Regions from separate parts of the Homo sapiens genome. Here region 2 is linked to region 1. Evidence: read pairs that join two places in POLR2A ChIA-PET (ENCODE). Cell type or tissue: GM12878. All regions are shown on one strand. Each heading gives the region's core, and the rest is flanking DNA. Links, peaks and the distances in the headings are about the cores only. Region 1 overlaps ELF4 (E74 like ETS transcription factor 4). Region 2 overlaps FIRRE (firre intergenic repeating RNA element).

Evidence for each region. ChIA-PET counts read pairs that join two places held together with the same protein. Peaks named below come from ENCODE experiments on the same cell type or tissue, not always from the same donor. Only the 100,000 strongest peaks of a DNase experiment are listed, where the experiment ranks them.
Region 2: POLR2A ChIA-PET joins it to region 1 with 5 read pairs; 1 of 35 experiments calls an interaction of 5 or more read pairs at or near these places.

The regions. Positions count from the first base shown.
Region 1 is chrX:130,078,071-130,083,445 of GRCh38, forward strand. ELF4 (E74 like ETS transcription factor 4) reads right to left here. Exons shown (of 9, transcript NM_001421.4): 2 at 3,186-3,469. The coding sequence starts at 3,260. Among named protein-coding and RNA genes, the nearest start is that of ELF4, 30 kb to the right of the region's middle. RefSeq lists a silencer at 1,785-2,079 and enhancers at 4,024-4,173, 4,324-4,553, 4,984-5,033. In GM12878, for the core only: CTCF peaks have their summits at 1,904 (motif pointing right) and 4,282; no DNase peak of the experiment used is centred there; H3K4me3 peaks cover 1,418 bases; H3K27ac peaks cover 2,001 bases.
Region 2 is chrX:131,807,965-131,813,339 of GRCh38, forward strand. All of the region lies in intron 2 of FIRRE (firre intergenic repeating RNA element), which reads right to left. Among named protein-coding and RNA genes, the nearest start is that of FIRRE, 20 kb to the right of the region's middle. RefSeq lists an enhancer at 5,097-5,366. In GM12878, for the core only: no CTCF peak of the experiment used is centred there; no DNase peak of the experiment used is centred there; H3K4me3 peaks cover 675 bases; H3K27ac peaks cover 743 bases.

The DNA of each region.
Region 1 (5,375 bases), core at 272-5,271:
AGTTTTGCCTCTTGTTGCCCAGGGTGGAGTGCAATGGCTCGATCTCGGCTCACTGCAACCTCCACTACCGGGTTCAAGTGATTCTCCTGCCTCAGCCTCCCGAGTAGCTGGGATTACAAGCATGTGCCACCACGCCCAGCTAATTTTGTATTTTTAGTAGAGACAGGTTTACTCCATGTTGGTCAGGCTGGTCTCGAACTGCTGAACTCAGGTGATCTGCCTGTCTCGGCCTCCCGAAGTGCTGGGATTACAGGTGTGAGCCACCAGCCTGACCGGCTCACACCTATTGTAATCCCAGCACTTCTTGGGAGGCGTGAGAGCAGAAGGATTGCTTGAGCTCAGGAGTCTGAGACCAACCTGGGCAACATTGTGAGACCCCCATCTCTACAAAAAATACAAAAATTAGGCCGGGCATGGTGGCTTACGCCTGTAATCCCAACACTTTGGGAGGCCAAGGCGGACAGATCACTTGAGGTCAGGAGTTTGAGACCAGCCTGACCAACATGGTGAAACCCCCTCTCTACTAAAAATACAAAATTAGCCAGGCATGGTGATGCACGCCTGTAATCCCAGCTACTTGGGAGGCTGAGGCAGGAGAATCGCTTAAACCCAGGAGATGGAGATTGCAGTGAGCCGAGATCGTGCCATTGCACTCTAGCCTGAGCAACAAGAGCAAAACTCTCTCTCTCTCTACACACACACACACACACACACACACACACACACACACACACACAATTAGCCAGGCGCAGTGGCATGTGCCTGTTGCCCCAGCTACTTGGGAGGCTGAAGTGGGAAGATCACCTGAGCCTGGGGAGGTCGAGGCTGCAGTGAGCCATGATTGTGCCACTGCACTCCATCCTGGGTGACAGAGTGAGACCCTGTCAAAAAAAGAAAGAAGGAAAGAAAAAAGAGTGAAAGGCAGGTAATAAAGTAAAAACAGAGTGTGGAGACTACCCTGGGGGGAAGAAAGGAACTAAAAAGGTATAAAAAGATGCAATTTTGAAGGTGGGGGCAGAAGGGAGGGAAGGTTTTCTTTTAGGGTTGGGACACCTGAAGATGTTCAAAGTTGAGGAAAGAAATCTGAGGTCTAAAAGATACAAGAGGCCAGGCGCGGTGGCTCACGTCTGTAATCCCAGCACTTTGGGAGGGCGAGGCGGGTGGATCACCTGCGGTCAGGAGTTCGAGACCAGCCTGCCCAACATGGTGAAACCCTGTATCTACTGAAAATACAAAAATTAGCTGGGCTTGGTGATGCGTGCCTATAATCTCAGCTACTCCAGAGGCTGAGGCACAAGAATCGCTTGAACCCAGGAGGCAGAGGTGGCAGCGAACCCAGATTGTGCTACTGTGCTGGAACCTGGGTGACAAGAGCGAAACTCCATCTCAAAAAATAAAAATAAAAAATAAAAGATACAAGAGAGAGGAAGTGATGGATGGTTTGAGGTCTTAAGGGATGCAGGAGAGAACAGATTAAGTACAGAGGTTGGGAGTCACCCTTGCAAGGAAAAGTAACATTTCTTTCTCCTGGGCCAGTGGGAAGGAAACAAGAACAGGAGATGTTACAGATAAAAAGAGAGAAGGGAGGGAAATTGAGGGCGTCCTGGGCTTTGAGCTTCTCTGTGGATTGGAGGAGAGGCTGTCCGCTGAGGGTGGAGGGATAGGTTGGAAGGTAAGAACTGCTTCTGTGAAAAACAGCCTCTATGAAGAAAAGAAACAGTTGCTGAGTGGACTAGAAACAAATGGAAAATGACAAGTAGCATTGAGAACTCATGTATGGTAGATTTTTCTTCCTTTCTCCTTGTCTGATGCCTTCCACGAGGCTAGGCACACCACATATGTTCAATAAAATTGAGCTGCTTTAAGGCAAGGAGGTAGACGGAAAGTTCAAAGTGCTCAAAGGCCACTAGGGGGCAGGCTTTGGTAGGCAGCTAGAGATTGGACAGTTTTCCATCCTCACAGGATTTAGAATAGAGAGCATCTGAGTTAGACTGGAATGCCCTTTGGAGATAATCCAGTTGGATCGCCTCTTGGTGAAGATGGGGAAACAGCAGTCAGATAGGATAGGGGTCCAGGCGTGGTGGCTCACGCCTGTAATCCTAGCAGTTTGGGATGCCAAGGTGGGTGGATCACTTGAGGCCAGGAGTTGGAGACCAGCCTGGCCAACATGGTGAAACCCGGTCTCTACTAATAATACACAAAAATTAGCCGGGGATGGTGGCAAGTGCCTATAATCCTAGCTACTTGGGAGGCTGAGGCAGGAGAATGGCTTGAACATGGGAGGCAGAGGTTGCAGTGAGCTGAGAACACGCCACTGGACTCCAGCCTGGGCGACAGAGTGAGACTTCGTTTCAAAAAAAAAAAAAAAAAAATAGGGTAAGGGACAGGACTTGCTCAGGTGACATTGTGGCCAAACTGGGATCGGAACCCAGGGCTCCTGACTCCTAATCTTCCATTCTTTCTACTGTGCCTGGATGCCTCTTCTCTCTCCATTTTATGGAAGAAGGAGAATGGAGGGTAGTGATGAGTCTGCCAGGACACCGTTCAATGGGTACATACATCTAAGTGCACAGAAAACGTGCCAGTGTAGGGAAGGTATGGAGCAGTGGGGACCTCAGTGAGCACCAGAATCCTGTCCTATTTTCCAACTTCCTCCCACCAAAAGACCTCATTTCCAGCTTGTCCTGAATCCTCAGGCTGGGGCCAAAAAGACGACTCTGAAAATGTCAGGGCCTGGACACCAGTCTACAGTTCAGCTGGCAGTGCTCATTCTTGCTATGTGGCTGTCCCCACAGCTTTCTCACTGTGACACTTTGAGAGAAGAGAAGTGGCCGAAAAATGCATCTGATGGTCAGTGTACCCCTTATGCGTTTGGTCCATGTTGCTGACTAACCAACAGCCCAGCTGATGTACTTAGCAGATGTTTGGCTGGCTCAATGATTGCATGTGGGCAACCAGCTCCCTAAATGACTGCCCGGTGACTCCAGACCAGCCTCATGAGTGACTGGCTGGCACGCAGGCTGGCTGGCAAGCAGGGCCAGTGCCCTGAGCATAGTAGGTGCTTGATGGATATTTGCTGATTGGCTAGCTGTGCAGCCAGCTGGCTCCCTGGCTGTCTGCCTGGCTGTCTGTGTCTATCTGATTGTCCACAGGGGCTAACTGTGCTCTGTTCTCTGGGGCCATACCTGGTGGATATCATCATCCATCCCGTTGCTTGCGAACTCAAAGATCAGGTCACTGGGCTGTAGGGTAATAGCCATGCTGTCTTTTCAGAGAGCTGACAACGGGATTATCAGAGCCCTCCAGAGCTGTGGGGCTTTCTTGATGAAGGGACAATACCCAGGTACTTTGGAGCCTAGAGCCTACCCCCTGAGCTGCAGTAAAATAGGGGGTGGAGAGAGCTGGAGTAGGTGGTGGCCTAAGCCAGGCTCAAGGCTGCATTCTGGGCTGGACCAACCACAGGAGCGACCTAGAGAGAAGGGAGAGATGGGGACAGTGAGTAAGTCACCTTCCTTGAGCTCTGTTGCCAGAACTGCCTATGAACCAGAGGGACCCTGCCATGCTAAGGCAGACTGCCAATAGAGGAGTGGCCGAAACGGGAGGATGATGAGAGAAGAAAAGCGACAGAGAAGAAAGAGGTCAGGGAAAGAAAGAAGGAGAGAGGAAGTCAACTGAATGGCCTCCAGTGGGAAGTGGCTGAGTGTTGGTGCCCGTCTGGGTCACCAGCATCGGCATCTCGCACTAGTCCCAAAGATATGCAGCCTCCCTCCCTGCCTCCTCCCCTTCCCCTGGAGAAACTGCCAGATGGAGGAACTTTGCGCTCTCTCCACCCTGAAGACTAATCCCCAGGGGGAGTCAGGGCGCCTGGCCTGGCCTCGTGGACGAGGCAGCAGCATGGAGAATCCCTGTAACTCCCTTGGCTTGGGGAAGAATCGTGTGAGGGGCTGAGTGGGGGCCTGTGGGTATCTGTATACCCACTCTGTAGTGCTCTTCTGACTCTGCCTGGCTCCAGGTGAAGTCAGCCTAATCTTACCTTGGGAGTGGGGGCCAGTTAGCTTTGAGGGGCCACATCTACAGAGGAAGAAGTGGGGGTGGTCACACCCATGCCTGCCTCGCTGTGGGGGTTGTATTGTGTGAGGACCAGCAGTGGCCTTACCCTGCTCTCAGGGATGGGACTCTCAGATGGAGCCAAGCCTCCAGAGAGCCTGGAGACTGGGGGACAGGTGGGCCACATACCCTGTTTTCGTCAGCACCCCCCTCTCACCACTACCGCCGCCACCCACCAGAGAGCGTGGCCTCTGTGCTGTGTGTGGGTTTGTGTTCTTGGTTTAGCTTTGCTTTCAGTTTCAAGAGTGAACTGTCACCCTGGGAACTGGTGAGGAGAGCCCCGACTGGAGGAGGGGCAGGCGGAACCTTCCCCATCCTCTGGGGCTGGCTCAGGCCCCTTTTCCAGGAAATCTTCTGTGTCTGCCGCAGCCCAAACACACCTCCTCTCGCCCCACGTGCCCTCAGCGCTCACGGTGTCACATGGCGTCCGGGCCTGCATTTGTTCCCCCTGTCGCCACTCCTCAGGGCTGTCAGTGCCCGGGCGCCTCATCTGCGTGTTGTGGGTGGTCACACCCAGGCCTGCCTCCCACAGCCCCAGCCCTCCCACCTCCCTCCTCGCCAGCCAGCTCTGCTCCTCCACCCCATCACTGGAGCTTCTCCACTTCCAGGCGCCACGTCTTTGGTCCCCTGGGCTCGGTTCTGAGTGTGTGGATGTGCGTGTGGGTGTGTCCATGCACCATAGCAGAAGCCACACACTGCACTCCACCTCCTTGACACTCCCTTGGCAGTGCCGGGGTGGGCAAACCTTATCCTGGCCCGGAAAGAAATGAGGAACTTCAGAGAGGGGCAAAGGGGAGGAAAGGGAGGGGGACCACGGTGACCTCCCTGATGACCGCTCTCCCCCACAGGAGACACCCAGGCCTCTCCTACTTCCTTTCCGTTAGCCCACAGGGCTGGCCGTGCCTTTGCCCCACCCCCACCCTCACCCTCACCCCCACACCTTTCCACCCACCCCAACAAAAAGTCGGGAGAAGTCGCTCAACTCAACCTCTCAGGTCTGAATTTCCCTTTGGACGAGTGAGAGGCTGAGTACTGGGAGGAGGCGCCTGGGAAACTGCAGCCCTTGCCCCAGGTTCACTCCTCCCACCACCACCCCACCCCCACCAGACCCTGCCTGCGACCCATTCTCCACTGGTCTGTGAAGCCTCCCAAGGCCATTTATGCTTGGAAGGTCTGTCCCCCCTGCCCCCCCAGCCTAAGCGCCCCAAGGCTTGCATTCCACAGCAGCTCCCGCCCTCCCACAGGCCTTCTGCCTGCCCCCAGGAAAC
Region 2 (5,375 bases), core at 295-5,294, 1.7 Mb after region 1:
TCCTATAATTCTTGGCTTTAAGTGACTTAATTTTTAAAAGCACTGTATAGGGTTGTTTTTGTTATTGTTTTGCGTTTTGTATTTTAGCCCAATATAATGACTTCTGTCTTTTGAGGAGATAATTGTGTCCACTCACGTTTACTGTAATGAAGAAAACACTTAACTTTATTCCTGCCTTCCTACATTATGTTTATTACTTTTTTTTCCACTTCATTTCTGATGTTTGAGTTGTTGATTATATCTTTTTACCAATTGTTAATTTCCATTAATAGTTACCTTCATTTCTCCATGTCTACCAATAGCCACATATTTTTCTAATGTTGCCCGAAACAAAGTACTATAAAGTCCCCCAAAGCACACTATTTCTTAGCTCAAGGTACCTAATATTCTTCCTCAAAACTAACCCAAGATGTTGTGTCCATTAAAATATGTATTCCAATTCGTCCTTTTATATTTTCCCCACTTAAAAGATTTGTTAAAATTCTTTAATATTTTTATTCTGTACTCATGTTATGTCCTTTGCAGTATAGTCCCTCAATTATGACTATTTAGAGTGCTTATGTCTTCCATTTATGAAGAGTGTAAGGTCTTTATTCCTGTTTCTCCTTCTTCATCCACTTCAGTTCTCTTTTCTGGAATATTCATTTGGCTAGATTTCTTTTTTTTCTTTTTTTTTGAGGCAGAATGTTGTTCTGTCACCTGGGCTGGAGTGCAATGGCGAGATCTCGGCTCACTGCCACCTCTGCCTTCCAGTTTCAAGCGATTCTCCTGCCTCAGCCTCCCGAGTAGCTGGGATTACAGGCGCCCACCACCATGCCAGGCTAATTTTTGTAGTTTTAGTAGAGACGGGGTTTCACCATGTTGGCCAGGCTGCTCTCGAACTCCTGACCTCAGGTGGCCCACCTGCCTCAGCCTCCCAAAGTGCTGGGATTACAGGCGTGAGCCACCGCGCCCGGCCATGGCTAGATATTTATTCAAGTATTATCCTTATACAGGATATGTGGATGATATATTATCTGAAGGTTTCCATATGCACAAGGAACTTCTGTTCAGCCTGACTGATGAATAATTTCTTGGCTGGAGACACACAACGGTTATGTTGTATTCTCTCTCTCCTAATAGTCTATAGATGTTATTCCATTGATACTTGTTTGCCAGTGTTGCAGAGAAGTCAGAATGGAGTCTCATTCCAATATTTCTTTTGTAAGTTTTAATTTTTACCTGGGAAGATTATAAGGTGACTTTTTAATAATTCTAGTATTTTACCAACATATGCTTAGTGCATATCTTTATTCCGTTCTATACCACAGTGAGACTCTACAATCTGGGCCTTCTTCAATTGTGGGAAGTTTTCTTCTACTTGTTGCCTTAAATTTTGCCTTGTTTATTCTGTTTTTTCCCTATTGTAACATCTTTTAGTAATATGTTAAAACCTTAGATCTTTAAGGTTATTAACTTTTCCTTATTTTTCCCATTGCTTTATTTTTTCCTTTGTTTTGAGATATGTTATGCAGTTGATCCTTCTAGCCTGTCATTCAATGTCAGTTGATCTCCCTTTCAAAACTTTTCCTAATGGTTTAGCATTTTCCTAAATAAAGGCTTTTGGGAGGCATCTGAATCTTAATAATTTCATATTTGTTTTTTAATTCAAGTTGTCATTTTTCTCATCTAGCTACTGTATTTGCTGATTCAAAGGTTGGCTTGTTCAGAGGCTGTTAGGGGCCTAAGGCTGCTTATGCCTCTTAAGTGGGCTACAATTTATTTTGTTGGAGTTATTAAGTAACAAGTAGCTGAAATTCCACAAGTGGTAGAGTATAAAGTGTTCTTTACTCCTGTCAGCTACTGGAATACCACCATCAAGGACAATAGCTAACAAATATCGAACACTTAACCACATACCAGGGAATATTCTAAGGATCTGAATACAAATTCATATATTTATTCTTTACAACATCCTTCTAATGTAAGTAGTATGATTCTAGCCACTTACTTAACGAGGACAGATAGCAAATAAAGTTTTTTTTGTATTTGTTTTTTTTTGTTTTGTTTTGTTTTGTTTTTTTGCGACACAGTCTTGATCTGTTGCCCAGGCTGGAGTGCAGTGGTGTGGTCTCTGCTCACTGCAACCTCCGCCTCCTGGGTTCAAGCGATTCTCCTTGGGTTCAAGCGATTCTCCTTCCTTAGCCTCCTGAGTAGCTGAGGTTACAGGCAACTGCCACCATGCCCAGCTAATTTTCTTTTGTGTTTTTAGTAGAGACGGAGTTTCACCTTGTTGGTCAGGCTGGTCTCGAACTCCTGACTTTGTGATCCGCCCGCCTCAGCCTCCCAAAGCGCTGGGATTACAGGCATGAGCCATCGTGCCCAGCTGCAAAGAAAGTTTAAATACCTTATGCAAAGTCACAGAAGAATAGTTAGAAACAAATTTTAAAATCGGATTAGTCAGGCTTCAGAATTCACATTCTTAAGATCTAGATTAGGCAAACTGTCAGCTCACTTCCAAGGCACTTTGAGGAAGCCTCCCAACTTTTATTGGTTTTCTTGCATTCTCCAAGTCTCAGGTCCAGGGAGGACTCAGGTAACAAATTCAGTTCTATCTTGTATTCTTGGCATAGGGGAACAACTGGCAAAAATAAGTCCGACTCAGTTGACCTTCCAATTATTAGTCCACCTGTTTATCAGGCCAAGCCCTTTCCACAATCTGTTCCTTTTCATTGCAAGCTTTAAAAATTCTGGCCAGGTGTGGTGGCTCGCGCCTGTAATCCCAGCACTTTGGGAGGGTGAGGCGGGAGGATCACGAGGTCAAGAGATCAAGACCATCCTGCCAATGTGGTGAAACCCCTTCTCTACTAAAACAAATACAAAAATTAGCTGGGCTTGGTGGCATGCGCCTGTAGTCCCAGCTACTCAGGAGGCTGAGGCAGAAGAATTGCTTGAACCCAGGAGGCAGAGGTTGCAGTGAGCTGAGATAGCGTCACTGCACTCCAGCCTGGCGAGCAGCTCAAGGGAGAAATTCCCATAAAGACCCCACTTATCCCTAGCTACCTATAGGCCCAAGGACCCCTTTGGCTCAGAAAAAAAAAGATAAATTAGAGTTGGGAATGTAGAAATATACAGTCACATTCAGGTTCTAATGTTTTAATTTTTAAAAATGCCGACGTTGTTTAACTATATTTATGGGTATATGGGTATTCGTTAAGGCTGTTTGCCAAATATTTCAATTACTCCTCCTAGATACTGTTAAGATAGTGGTATTTGGCTAAGGGATGGAGTCAAAACCATAGATCTGATTAAATAAATACCTAACCTACTCCTGAAATCCTGCCAGAATCCTTTATAGGAGAACATAACCAGGACATAGAGCAAAACAGCCAGATTACATAGTCCATACAGATTAGCCATTTGATACACAGAGAAGTAGAGAAAAATGAAGAGTGGATTAAAGAGGAGAAAATAGAAATATCAGGGAAAAAAATCCAACATACGCTATTATGCAATTGGTGTTTAAAGAAAAAATACATACAGATTATAGTAATACGATAGGTCATTTTGTGTTCACTTATCTGAATTCCATATTTTCTAAATATTCTGTATTGAGTCTATTACTTTTAATTTTAAATATTTCTACTTATAAATATTTATATAAATAAAAATATTTCTATTTCTTATAAATAAATAGCTATTTTCATATTTTTAAATTATACTTTTGGATAACTAAAGTACAACTGTCAAAATGCTCATACTATAACCAAGAGAAAAAGTATAAAAGAAAAAATATGCAGGACAATGCCCAATTTTTGTAAACATGTATGTGTATATACAAATTAAAATTTATCGGCCAGGCGCACTGGCTCACACCTGTACTCCCAGCACTTTGGGAGGCCAAGGCGGGCCAATCACCTGAGGTCAGGAGTTCGAGATCAGCCTGGCCAGCATGGCGAAACTCCGTCTCTACTAAAAATATAAAAATTAGCTGGTCACGGTGGCACACGCCTGTAATCCCAGCTACTTGGGAGGCTGAGGCAGGAGAATCACTTGAACCCAGGAAGCAAGAGGTTGCAGTGAGCCGAAATTGCGTCACTGCTCTCTAGCCTGGGTGGCAGAGCAAGGCTCTGTCTCAAAAATAGAAAAAAAAGGCCGGGCACGGTGGCTCATGCCTGTAATCCCAGCACTTTGGGAGGCCGAGACGGGCAGATCATCTAAGGTCGGGAGTTTGAGACCAGCCTGACCAACATGGGGAAACCCCATCTCTACTAAAAAAAAATACGAAATTAGCCGAGTGTGGTGGCACATGCCTGTAATCCCAGCTACTAGGGAGGCTGAGGCAGGAGAATCGCTTGAACCTGGGAGGCGGAGGTTGCGGTGAGCTGAGATTGTGCCATTGCACTCCAGCCTGGGCAACAAGAGCGAAACTCCATCTCAAAAAAAAAAAATTATCAATATATTTAGGTAAATAAAGCATAAAGATGTGATCAGTGTTTGTCTCAAGACTGTGGAATGATAAATAGGGTGAACATTCCTTTCAGTGTGCCTTAGGAAGTCACGGTTCACACAGTTGTCCAACTTGGACAATAAATTATACAATTATCTAAGGAGGATACACAATGTACATTCTCTACCTAACTGCCCAATTAATTATTTAAAATGTGTTGTTTCTTTATTCATTCAAAGCATCGTGTATGTGAAAATTAAAACATGAATATATGAGGCATAAAAATATAAAAGTGTAAGAAAAGGTCATACGATAAAGTTGATAATGTTTTAACATATTAGTTCAAAACCTATGGAACAGCTTAACTCTGATGTCTTTAAATGATAATAGCTAAATATGAGTATTTATTTTGAACATCAAGTTTGAGCAACTGAAATATTTATTAGTGAGTTCTCCATCTGGAAAGACATTTAAAAAGAAGGATGCCATTTTGGTTACTTTCTAAAATATGTGAGCCAGAAAATGGAGTACGCCATAAGAGCCTGGGAAATGAGCCAGGTCAAAGACCACAACGTCTGATGGAGACAGATAGCCAAGCCTCATACAAGCTTTGGAGTTCCAGCAATATCTTTTCCTCATGCACGGACTCCTTGGGACTTGAACCTTGTATCAGAAAACTTGAAAATGGGGAAAATCCTGCATATCTAATGGTGACCGATGAGGAGATCTATGAAGCTGTAGTAGAGGAAACTGAATTACTGAAAAGAAAAGATGCCTAATGAGAGTGGGTGGTTTTAGGCTTCAGTTTGATTGTATATGGAAAGCAAAAGCAAAAGCGCAGCGGTGTGAGCAAGTTTCTTCAAACTGGGCAAGACACAAGGTAGCCATATTTCCTGGTGGCTTTGCCTGTTAGTGGTGGTTTTTTTCAGATGGAATGGGAGGGAGA